Regions from separate parts of the Homo sapiens genome. Here region 1 is linked to region 2. The links are chromatin loops, found by intact Hi-C in ENCODE. Cell type or tissue: tibial artery. All regions are shown on one strand. Links, peaks and the distances in the headings refer to the core of each region. The heading gives the core; the rest is flanking DNA. Region 1 overlaps MN1 (MN1 proto-oncogene, transcriptional regulator). Region 2 overlaps CPMER (cytoplasmic mesoderm regulator).

Region 1 (7,148 bases), core at 898-5,897, 95 kb before region 2:
TTGCTTTAGCGTTTAAAAATAGTTTGTTTTCATATCCCAAATTTCATCCTTTCCTTGTTTGCTTGTTTGATGGAAACCCGTGTGTGTGTGTGTGTGTGTGTGTGTGTGTGTGTGTGTGTGGCGGATGCCAGCACGCACATCTATATAGATGCCGGCGATCAAATAGTTGCAATCGTCCAACCAAAAAACGATTGCAATTTTACATCTGGCTAAAGGGACTCATACCATTTGTTTTTAACTTAAACCATCTTGTCCCTTCCTTCGGCATCAGCACACCACTCCCCAACTCCCCCCGACCCACAACCCAGCAGTATTTATTTCTTCCTTAAAAAAAGGAATGCCGGCCTGTTCGCTAAGGTCCCTGTTGGAATAGATTTTCAGAGGTTATGTATTAAATGTGTTTGAGGGCGATTTCAGCCCTCAGCCTGGTTGTCCCAGTACTAATGGTAGCAGGGCCTATTACAGACAGGCAAAGAATATTGTAAATGGCTTATGCAGAAAAACCATTTAGATAAAAATGCAATTTTCCCCTCTGCATAGAGTGCTAAGAATTAATAGCACATTCTTTCTAAATGGGTATTTTTATATTATATTTTCCCCCTAATGAAATTCTTTCCCCAAACAAGAGCATGTTTCATTTTAAACTTTAGAGTAAAATTGATCTGTTTTTAAGCCTGCAAAAACTGGTGTCCTAGTTCTCAGCAGGCCCCTACCTTCCCTCCTCTGCGTCTGAGATTTTTGACATTAGATTGTGTAGCGGATGGTAATGGCGGTTGTGTTTTTTGACAGTCCATCCACATTGAGGCTGAAATAGAGAGAAAGGCTGGGTTTGCCCACATTTTGGGTGGATATGGGGGTGTTTGGCGGTTTCAACAAACAGAGAAACTGGTCCTGAAATCTGAGCCGTGTGCACTCAGGCCTGGCCTGGCCTGGGAGGAGGCTCAGTTCCCTGCTCCCTGGGAGTGCCTGTGATCCCCTAGGTGCATCCCCTGCTCCTGGCTTCTGTATGACTGCAGGGGAGATCCAGGGTCCCCAGTCCTGCTCCCCTTTATACGACTTCTGGGAAAGGGGCTGCTTCCAGCTCCCGAGTACCCTCTGAGGGGCAGTTCTCAGGGGCCGGCTCTCTGCCAAGGCCTCTGTGGCCATTTTGGGAGGAATGGAAATTCAGAACTTCTTAGAAGGCTGACTTCAGGCAGACCAGCAGGAGCCTGCGGCGGCATCATCGTGGAAAGTCTTTGAGAGCTTGTTGCACTGGCCGCCATGGGCCAGTGTCTGCTGACCCAGTTTTCCCTGCCTGGGTGTGTGTACGTGGAGATATTCGGACTCGCCTTGGCAGCTTAGACGTCCAGACTTGACAGTGATAGACCCTGTGACATTGTAGTAGGTGAACATCTAAAACACAAGCTTGTGGTTTTTCACTATCAATATGGCACTGATGTGAAAGTTTAGGTAGAATTCTAGAATGGGAAAGACCTTCTCCTGTTTTTTGTGCCCCTCCCCTACAACATTTTCCAGTTGAGATAACGAAAGCCCAGAGAGGGCAGGCAACTTGGCCAAGGTCACACAGCACAGGCGCAGAGCCAGGACAGGACTATAGTTGACCTTTGGCCTTGGGCTTCCCTTCCTGCCCCTTAATGCCCTCACCTGAGAGCTAGGATTTGATTTTATCTGGCTAAGCCTCGTGCAGACCAGAACTGGGTCTTAAACTAGAGGTTTCCAAGCCTTTTTAAAAAGCACCATGACAGGGCCGGGCACGGTGTCTCAGGCCTGTAATCCCAGCACTTTGGGAAGCTGAGGCAAGTGGATCACCTGAGGTCAGGAGTTCGAGACCAGCATGGCCAACATGGTAAAATCCCATCTCTACTAAAAATACAAAAATGAGTGGGGTGTGGTGGGTGTCTGTAATCCCAGCTACTCAGGAGGCTGAGGCAGGAGAATTGCTTGAACTCTGGAGGTGGAGGTTGCAGTGAGCCAAGATCACACCACTGCACTCCAGCCTGGGCAACAGAGCAAGACTCTGTCTCAAGAAAAAAAAAAAAAAAAGCAGCACGACGTACATCCCCTGGTTGGTGGTTGGTGATGGCAACCCTTGTTCCCTTCCTCTTGTGGAGGTGGACATCGTGCAGGAGAGAATTCTTGACCTTGGGGAAGCCGCAGTAGCACCATAGCCTGTCAGATGGTTGCTGTGGGTTTCAGCCCTGGCGTTTTGATTCTTCCGAGCTGGGTGATCTCAGACAAGCCACTTCACTGCTCCCAGCTTTCTTTCCTCATAGATAAAATTGACAAGAGGAAAAAAAAAGTGTGTACCTCACAGAAATATTGTGAGGACCAAATAGTATGTTTTAGCTAGCATTATAATTATGTGACTAAGGGCACAGGCTTTGAAGCCAGACTACCTGGGTTCAAACCCCAGCAATTCCAGTTCCTGGCTGTGTGTCCTTGGGCAGGTTACTTAATCTTTCTGTTCCTTCATTTCCTCATCGGTGAAAGAGAATAATAATAGTTCCCGCCTCATGGGGCTAGAAGGATTCAGCAAGTTAATATATATATGAGTTGATACTCAGAAGCCTGCTTAACACAGAGAAAGTACTATATGCCAGCACCAGATTTTACTGAGCACTGACTATATACCAGGTGGTTCGTATATAGGGCATCAGTGAACCTAGGAAGTGCATGGTGGCATTGTCGCTATTGTTTGTCCCATCTTAGGGATGAAGAAATGAAAGGCACAGATTGGCTTGCAAGTGGTGCCGGCTGGAGGGGAAACGATGCCAGGCTGTACTTCAGGCACTTAGCCCCGGGCCTGGCACTGGGGACTTGCTCAGTAAATGTCACAATGTCATAGGGCGGGGCCGGGCTGGGACCCACTGCCCCTGCGTCAGCAATTTCAGGCCTCACTATTGGGCCGGTGTGGGGCCGGGGAAGGGAGGGGAGGATTATATGTGCAGACCTTCTCCTTGTTCGGGGCATTCAGACCCTGTGGTCTGGTCACAGCCTGCCACCATCGGGCACGTGTTCCTAGCAGTGGGATGGTAGCGCCAAGGTATTTTTTACCACCCGACAGCTCTCCCTGTGCCCCCCAAGGAATAGTTCCCTGATATGTGTGAGTAATGGTCAGCCTTCTTGTGGAGGGAATCCATGAGATGAGCTGGTCCGCGGCCCCTGATCATTTTGCCAGGAGCCCGAGTCAACCATAAACAGTCTGGGAGCCAGCAATAGAAAAATTAAACCCCTGCGTCTGGCAACTCAGGTGGGGCCTCAGGAACCTGGCAGGCTCGGGCTGAACAGAGATAGCAAGAGCAAGAGAGAGAGAGAGAGAGAGCTTGAGAGTGAATGAGCGTCCCTGCCCCAGGAGATAGTGGGAGGGTTTAGGAGGCAGACAAGCCTGGGATCGAATCCTGGCTCTGCCACTCGTGTGCTGTGTGACTCTGGGCAGGTGATTCACCTCTCTGAGCCTCAGTTTCCTCACCTGTTACATAGGTATAATTCTTGGGACCCTCTCAGAGGGTTGCTGTGGGGCCTGAGCATCTGGACAGGTTGGTGAGAGCATGGGCTTTGGTGTCAGCCAGAAGGTAGCTATTCTGTTCCCATGTGGGACTCTTGGACATGTCCAGTTCCTCTCTGGGCCTCAGTGTCCCTGGCTACAAACTGGGAAGAGTAACACCCTTCCCACAGGGTAGTGGGAATGCTCTTCACCCTGGGGCAATATTGCCCCCCCCAGGGCATACTTGGCAATGTCTAGAGAGATCTTTGGTTGTCGTGGCTGCAGGGAGGAAGAATGCTATGGGTCCCTGATGGGTGGAGGCCAGGGATGCTGTTCAATGTCCTACAATGCACAGGACAGGCCTCACTACTCTCCTTTCCAGGCCCAAATGTGAATAGCGCTAAGATTGAGAAACTCTGAACTACAGTGAGTGATTGAGGTTAGGTTCAAAATAATACTCAGGGCTGGGCATGGTAGCTCATGCTTGTAATCCCAGCACTTTGGGAGGCCAAGGCTGCTGGATCACTTGAGCCCAGGAGTTCGAGACCAGCCTGGGCAACAAGTGAGACCCTGTCTCTACAAAAAACACAAAAAATTAGCTGGCCATGGTGGCGCACACCTGTAGTCCCAGCTACCTGGGAGGCTGAGGTGGGAGGATCATCTGAGCTTGGGAGGTTGAGGCTGCAGTCAGTTGTGATCACGCCACTGCACTCCTGCCTGGGCAACAAAGTGAGACCTTGTCTCAAAGAAAAAAAAAATACTCAAAACTTTCTAGGCAGTATAGTCTATATTCAAGAGGGCTGGCATATTTATTCATTCAACAAACACTCCCAAGCACTTAACCACATGGCGATGCTGTTCTAAGTGGTGGGATGCAGTGGGGAGAAAGACAAATGCCCTGCCTTCATGGAGTTTACATTCTAGGGGAGGGGCCAGAATGACAGACAACAAAGAAGAACGCAGAGAATTAGAAGAGGGGATGTGCGTGAGAGTTCCTAGTCTGGGCCACCAGGAAGGTCTCTGAGAGGCAGTGACAGTGAAGTAGAATCCCTGAGTGATGACGAGGAGCCAGCCACTAGTGTTCTGGTGATTCTACTTTTAAACACCTGGCTCTCTGGGGTAGGGGGAGAGAAAAATAAATGCTCTGATATGCAGCATCTGCTGATTCCCGTGGTGTAAATACTCCTAATTTCAAGCCACCAAAGTGATGTCAGCTGTCAGCCGGATTGCAAAATTCCTGAATATTTAACAATGGGCTCCGGCACCCTGGAGCCAGCTGTATCAAGCTCTGCAGGAAGTGGGTTGGGCAAGGGGACAGTGAGGGCAGGTCCTAAGGCAGGACGGGGAGTGGGCCTATTTTAGGAAAAAGGCATTGCTGGTGAGAGGGGAGAGACAGTTCAGGCAGGCAGGGGCCCGACTGCTCGGGGCTTGTAGGCACGGTCAGATTAGCAGTTTGGAGTCCATTCTAAAGTGTGGCCGGGAGCCAGGGGAGGGTGTGGAGCACAGACAGGCTGGGATCTGACGGCACATAGTAGATGTGCATTGAACGGTGCTTCATCTGAGCCCAAGGTGTCTGAGAAAATGTCTGTTTCCCTTCCCTATGTTCTGGCCCTTTCTGAGATGGCAGAAACTTTCCTTCTGGTTTGGAGCCCCTGGGCCATAGGTTAGGGCAAGTTAGGCTGTCCCCTAGGACAGGGTGCTGGGGTCCTAAGGTAAGGGTTCAGCCTACCACAGGTGGGAGGGCATGGGGCATGTCAGTGGCTCCCTGAGCTGGGCAGGCCACAATTTATGTCCTGGTCCAGGGAGACTCTGTTTCCTCCTTCCCCCAGGCATTGTTCTCCAGGCCTTGCAGAGGTCACCCCGACAGGAAGGCACAGGCCCAGCTGGGGCCAGCCCGAGGAGGTGTGGAGGCCTGGGCCCCTGGGTGACCCAGGCCTGGCGTTCACTTTCTGGCAGCTTTTCTTTTGCATTCCTGCCCAACTCCCTGAGTGGCAAAGGAATCCTAACAAGCTACAGTTATTAAACACCCATCATGCCAAGCCCCATTTTACAGATGAGAAAACTGAGTCCCAGAGAGGCCAAGTGACCTGCCCAGGGGTGCAGTGTGGATTCATATCCAGGCCTTTCTGAGCCCGTGCTTAGAACCACTTATGGGCACGGAGATGAGGAGCTGTATTTCCTACCAACAGATGCTGGAGATAAAAACCAACTCTGTGTCTTGCCTCCTCATGGCCGTCACCAGGTCATGCCGTTGGCTGTTTAGGTCTTCCCATTTGTTCCCCACAGGTGACGGGACAGTGGTTCGAACCCCTAGCCTGGGGGCCGGGATGTGATTGGGGCAAGGCCGTGCTGCCTCACTGATCCTCAGTCAGCTATTCTATCCAGTGGCTCAATTCTGGCATCTCCTAGGACCCCAGTGAGGAGGAAGCGCCTGCCGGTATAGCTGGTACCTGCTGAGTGCCAGGGAGCACAGGTGCTTTGTTGCAGGAGTGCATCCTATCCTGGTCCCAGGCCTAGGGGGTGAGGACCCCATCCAGAGACAGCATTCATCATGGTCACCCTGGCACCCTGCTGCCTTTGGCCCCTGAGGTGTAGGAGGGGTGATGAGGATTTCCTGCAGAGGGACCGGGATGGACCCAGATGGGGCTGGTTCGGGGTCAGGGATCTTCACCCCCATCTCTGCAGGGGTGGGTAGGGAAGGAAGGGATGCCCCTGTATGGGAATTCCTTGTCCCAGCCCCGCCCACCTCATTTCTTCCTCCCTTATCCTTGAGAACACTGGTCTTAGCCAGCTTCTGCTTTCGTAGGTTGCATTTGCCTGGGCCGCTGTGGTCTGGGCTTCAGCCACTGTCCTACCCGAGTGAGGCTTGTTACAGACATCAGGGCCCACCTGACTGTGGTGGGCTACACGAGGATGCTCACATTTCCTCCATTAGTCACCTGATGGCTAGGCATTGGAGTCAGATTTTACGTCCCAGACCTCGGGGAGGAGGACAGTGCAGGAAGCCAGGCCTGTGGCCTTCCACTGGACTGATCTCCTTACTGCCCCGGGCCTCAGTTTCCTCATCTGTCTTTTGGGTTAAACGGGGTCGTGGCGAGGATTAAGACAGATAATGAAAAGCACTCCGCCCAGCGTCTGGCACATTGCAGACGTCACTAAGCCTTGGCATAAATACAGATGCTTCTCCTCCTGCACAGGAAGCATCGGGAACCTGTGAGGGGAGGGGGATGACACGTTGCATGAAGTGGAGAGGAGTGGGCGTCCCCCTGTGGGATGGCTCATTCTCCAGTGGGCAGTGAGAGATTTGCCTGCGGAATTTAGGAGGGTGGTCTTGGGTGCCGTTCAGGAAAGAGAAAGTGGCCGCGGCAGCTGGCAGAAATTCCCTCAACGGCTAGATGTGTTACAACGCCAACCAGTGAGAAAATGAATCTGAGACAAAAATTGTGCATTTTCTGGAACTCCTTAGAGTTTTAAATACCCTGGCCCCATATACCCACTTCTTAGATTCCCTGTTTGTGTAGGGCTGGAAAAATCAGTCCCTCGTTAGTGTTGGGAAACTCCTCAAAATCACGGCAACAATGCTAATAATATTTAAGAGCGCATTAATCACACCTTCTACTCTGCATATATATGGTGACGGGTTCTCCACGGGCAGTTACCAGAC
Region 2 (5,000 bases), core at 1-5,000:
TGCCAAGAGAAAAATTTATTTAGCATTATAACAGACTCTATGGATGCCAAATTTGCCTTCAGCCATGGCGCTGTAACACTGGGGAATGGGAACAGGGTCAGAGCTTTAGTGCCCATTGGAAAGGGCAACCAAGGCAGCAATGTGGGTAGGTCAAGAGCACTAGATGGGACCCAGACAAATCTGGGTTCTAAGCCAATCACTGCCACTTACTAGTTCCAGGAGCATGGCCAAGTTATGGACCTTCTCTGAGCTTCATTGTCATCACTTATAGATCAAGGCTTGAAATATCTAACCTATCAGGTTCTGGGAGGCCATGGGTGCAGTCATTAAGAATGTGAACTCTGTTTGGGAGGACAAGGCAGGTGGATCACTTGAGGCCAGGAGTTTGAGATCAGCCTGGCCAACATGGTGAAACCCCATCTCAACTAAAAATATAAAAATTAGCCAGGCATGGTGGCGCACACCCATAGTCCCAGCTATTCGGGAGGCTGAGGCAGGAGAATCACTTGAACTCGGGAGGTAGAGGTTGCAGTGAGCCAAGATCACACCACTGCACTCCAGCCTGGGTGACAGAGTGAGATTCTGTCTCAAAAAAAAAAAAAAAAACAGTAAACTCTGGGTTCTGGTCCAGCCACTTCTACTCATTAGCTGAGGACCCTGGGCAGGATTCCAAATGTTTTTGAGTGTTAGTTTTCTCATCTGTAATGTGGCTATAATAATAATCCTATAAGCCCACCTTATAGAATTGTGGTTAAGACAAGAAAATGTATGCAAAAGACTTAGCCCAGTGCTTGGCCCAAATTAAATGCTCAAAAGATCAGTACCTCACATTGGTGTTAGAAATTTGCTGAGTGTTAAATGAGATAATGCATATACAACTGAAAAAAAGGTATAATGTATATGTGATAGTTAAGGAAGGCAATGCCAGCTGCTGTAACAGATGCAATTGTCACTTCAGTGGTTTAACACAGTATAAGTTTATTTCTCACTAATGTTACAACCCACTGCTGGCATTTCTGGTTGGGCAATCTGCCTCCATGCGGTGACTCAGGCACTCAGGCTCCTTCTATCTTGTGGCTCTACCATTTTCAACACTTACTTTGAACTCTGTTCCATTCAGCAGGCAGGTGGGGAAAGAGAGACCGAGGAGACATACCTGCTTGTTAATCATTTCAGCCCTGAAGTGATGCACATCACTTTTTCTCACAGTCTTTTGGTCAGAGTTAGTCACATGGCCCTACCTAGATGCAAAGGAACCTGGGAAATGTAGTCCATGCATGATCAACTGCTGCCCAAGAAAAACTCTGGAAGGAAAGCAAGAATCCGTGGTGGTCACCTCTACTTAGTCCAGCACCCTCATTTCCAAGGGGTGACCTGGAAATGACTCAAGAGTTGGGTAGTGACCCAAGAGTGGGTTGGAGCTGGGGGTGTGTACAGGGTATGTCTCCTTTCCTTGAGCCAGGGGCGATGTTGGTGCTGGAGGCTGCATCATTCCCTAGACCAAGTTAGTCCAACCTGGTGCCTGCAGGTCGCGTGCAGCCCAGGATGGCTTTGAATGAGGCCCAACACAAATTTGTAAACTTTCTTAAAATATTATGAGTTTTTTTTTGCAAATTTTTTTTTTTAGCTCATCAGCCATCATTAGTGTTAGTGTATTTTATGTGTGGCTCGAGACAATTTTTTTCTTTTAATGTGGCCCAGGGAGCCAAAAAATGGGACGGCCCTGCCCTAGACAGAGGGTAACGACAATGATTCCCGTTGGAGCACTGGACACAGAGCAATGATTCCCGTTGGAGTGCCGGACACAGAGCAATGATTCCCGTTGGAGCACTGGACACAGAGCACTCCGTCCCTGTGATCACATCTAACCCCTAAATAGCCCCAACAGGGCATTTTCATTATTACCATCACTCATGTCATGCACAGGTGAGGAAACTGAGGCACAGCATGGCTCCATGCCTTGCCTAAGTTCTCACAGCAAGGCAGGAGCAGACCCAGGCCTTGAACTCAGATCTCAAGGTGAACACGGTCCTCTTGGAGGCCAGGGTCACACCAGAGGGTCCCACATGCAGGGACGGGGTAAAGGATTCTCCACTTGCCCCAGCAAATTTTCAGACACCAAGGCCTGTGGGACAAGGCCTGGCTGCTGTGAGGCTGAATAAGCAAACCAGTGGAAGAACAAAGAAGAATGGTTCTTTCTGGAACCTCTAGTTTGTTCTTTGAGCACATTAAATATGCCCCTGTAACCTTGCTGACTCTCTTCATTGGCTCTGTAAACCCTCAGTGGCTGTCGCGGGCATTTTTTGTACACACTGTATTTAACACAGAGCCAGATGCACCAAAGGGCTCAGCATATATTTGTTGAATAAAAGAAAGAAAGCCTCAAGGGAAAATTTATCTAAATTACAACGATTTTTCCATTTGTGCGTGCAGTTGTGGACTGTGGAGGTTGACAGAGCTCCTATGAAGTACTAGGCCCAACTTGGAGTCTTCTCATAGCCCTGGGAGGCAGGTCCCACTGATATCTCTGGTTAATAGACAGGGAAACGGAGGCACTCCCCTGTGGCTCTGCATTGGTCGAGCCGGCCTGATTCTTTGTCCCTCCCACTGTCTGCTGCCTGGCACTGCCTCTGAGTCACAAGAGGCTGAAAGTGACCTCTGGGCGTCTATAATTAGGCCCTGCCTGACGTCAGGGCAGACGGATTTTCTGGCTTGGCCAACGTCGGCCTATCGTTCACTGCGTGCCAGGCACTGAGTTAAGTCCATTACATGCATTCCCTGACACTTGCAGCAACCCCACTAGGCCCCCATTCTCCAAGGAGAAAACTGAGGCCCAGGAGGGTCATGCCCTGGCCTGAGGTTACTCAGCTGGGAGGAGGTTGAGGCTGGATTTGAGCATAGACCTCTGCAGCTCCGGTAGCCACCAGGCTCTGTCAGTGATCAGTGGTAGCTGTATATTTCTAGATCAAGGGAAGGTTTCAACTGAGCCAGCAGGACAGAGGTGTGCTGAGGCTTGGTGGGCACTGGCCATTCTCACCTCTGACCACTGGCTTCCTAGCTTACTCTGCTCCTTTTTCCTCTTTCTCTAATTTTTTCCCACCTCCTGGCCTTTGCACATGGCTTTGCCTTTGCCTTTGCCTGAAATGCCCTTCACCCATATCCTCCTGTGTCCAGCTCCTTCTTATCTATCAGGTTTCTGTGTAATTGTCACCTCCTCCAGGAAGTCTTCCCTGACCACACCTGCTTCCAGTCTGTTGAGTTATTTTCTTCTTTGAACTGATCTCCAGGTGAAATGATCTCTACCTGTTTATTGCTTGTTTCTTCAACTAGATGTGAACTACATGAGGGCAGACTGTGTCTCTCTTGTTCCTTATGTCTCCAGCCTCGGGGACTCAGCTTAGCACAAAGTAGTTGTCCTAAAAATAGTCGTTAAGTGAGTGACTAACTGAAGGTGAGGGCTTCCCGGGGCAAGAAGCCACCAGGTTGGATGAACAGGTGAACATCTATGGGGACAGAGCCTCAGGTTGCCTGTATGCCCCAGAGCGGGATCTCCGCCAGATGTAGGGGGTCAAGGAGTAGGATCCCGCCTCTTGGAGAGGGAGTCTGGGCTCTGTGCAACAGGGCACTGAGGACAGCCAGTCCAGGTCTGGGACAGTGTGGCCTCTCTTTTTGACATGGGGACATCAGACACTGGTGGCTCCTGGGTCAGAGCCAGTTCTGGATTGTGGCCTGGGTGTCCTGATAAGCCAACAGCCTTTGTCAGGCCGAGCTCCAGGGACCTGCCTGGTGGAGCAGGAAGGACTTGAAGGTGGGGTTGCCGGAAGGTGAGAGACAGGTGTGACCTGGGGTAGGGAAAGAGGGATGTTTGTCATGACTTGGCCTGGCTGCCTTCTTTCCCAAGGCCTGGCGTCTCCATCACGCAAGCTTGTTGAAGGAATGAATGAAGGTATCATCCTAGACAGACCCCAAACAAACAGGAGATGCTCAATCTGGTTCAGCGTGCTTCCTAAGAGTTAATGCTTCTTATTCTTATAACAACCCACGAGTTGGGTCCTATCATTATCCCCATTTTTACAGAGGAGAAAACTGAGGCACAGAGAAATGAAGAGATTTCCCCAAATTCACACAGCTGGGGCTGGGATTTGAACCTGGCCTTCTGGCTCCACAGCGTGATGCCTTTAACTGTCCACTGTACTGCTTGTTTTGGGCTAAAAGCCAAGACTAAAAGGCAGTGGTGTGTACACTTTTGAAACGGAGCCGAAGCTTTCCATGAGTGAATTCTTATTGCTCAGAAACCCTACGTGCAAAATACAGGCCATGGGAGCCTCCCTGACTGAAGTGGGAATTAGGGTTGCGAGACCGCCACACTCATTCATTCCCACATACCCCATCCCCGTCGTGTACCCTCTTCCCACGGGTTCTGCCTCCTACTTTTCTCAAGAATTTTCACATTCCTAAAAGCAGGAAACAGACAGAGTTGACCTTTCCATTGCTGTTGTTGCTAAACTCTTTCTCGGCCCCTAGAACTCTTATAAAGGATACCAATCTGGGGAAGGGGTTTATGAATGAGAGCCCCCTGCCCAGCATCCTCCCTCTTTGGAGGCCTCTGAAACCCCATTAGGGTCCCATGGGGTAAGGATGCGCTCAGGGATCCTGCAGGATTCGAACTTTCCAGGCATTGTATCTCCCTAAGACAATCTAAGATTTCTAAAGATATTTTTTCTTTTCATGGAGACATAATTTATATACAGTAATATATATATACACAATTTATATACAGCACAAATATTACATGTTACACCCATGAAACCATCACTGAAATCAAGATATGAAGCATTTTCAGAACACTGGCTCTACAGAAAAAGTGTGCTGAGCCCTGTTCTGAGGCAGCCCTATTCTCTAGAACTTTCTATGACAGTGGAGCTGTTCTGGGCCTGCGGTGTCCAATGAGGGAGCCATGAGCCACACACGGCCATGGAGTATTTGAAACTTGGCTCATT

What was found. Peaks named below come from ENCODE experiments on the same cell type or tissue, not always from the same donor. Only the 100,000 strongest peaks of a DNase experiment are listed, where the experiment ranks them.
Region 1: it touches region 2 in a loop (2.5-fold over the local background); 3 of 110 quality-filtered maps call a loop at or near these places.

The regions. Positions count from the first base shown.
Region 1 is chr22:27,778,029-27,785,176 of GRCh38, reverse strand. All of the region lies in intron 1 of MN1 (MN1 proto-oncogene, transcriptional regulator), which reads left to right. Among named protein-coding and RNA genes, the nearest start is that of MN1, 20 kb to the left of the region's middle. RefSeq lists an enhancer at 4,622-5,248. In tibial artery, for the core only: no CTCF peak of the experiment used is centred there; a DNase peak (open chromatin) is centred at 2,904; H3K4me3 peaks cover 456 bases; H3K27ac peaks cover 5,000 bases.
Region 2 is chr22:27,684,382-27,689,381 of GRCh38, reverse strand. The region is part of intron 4 of CPMER (cytoplasmic mesoderm regulator); the gene reads left to right. Among named protein-coding and RNA genes, the nearest start is that of CPMER, 28 kb to the left of the region's middle. In tibial artery, for the core only: no CTCF peak of the experiment used is centred there; a DNase peak (open chromatin) is centred at 2,671; H3K27ac peaks cover 3,777 bases.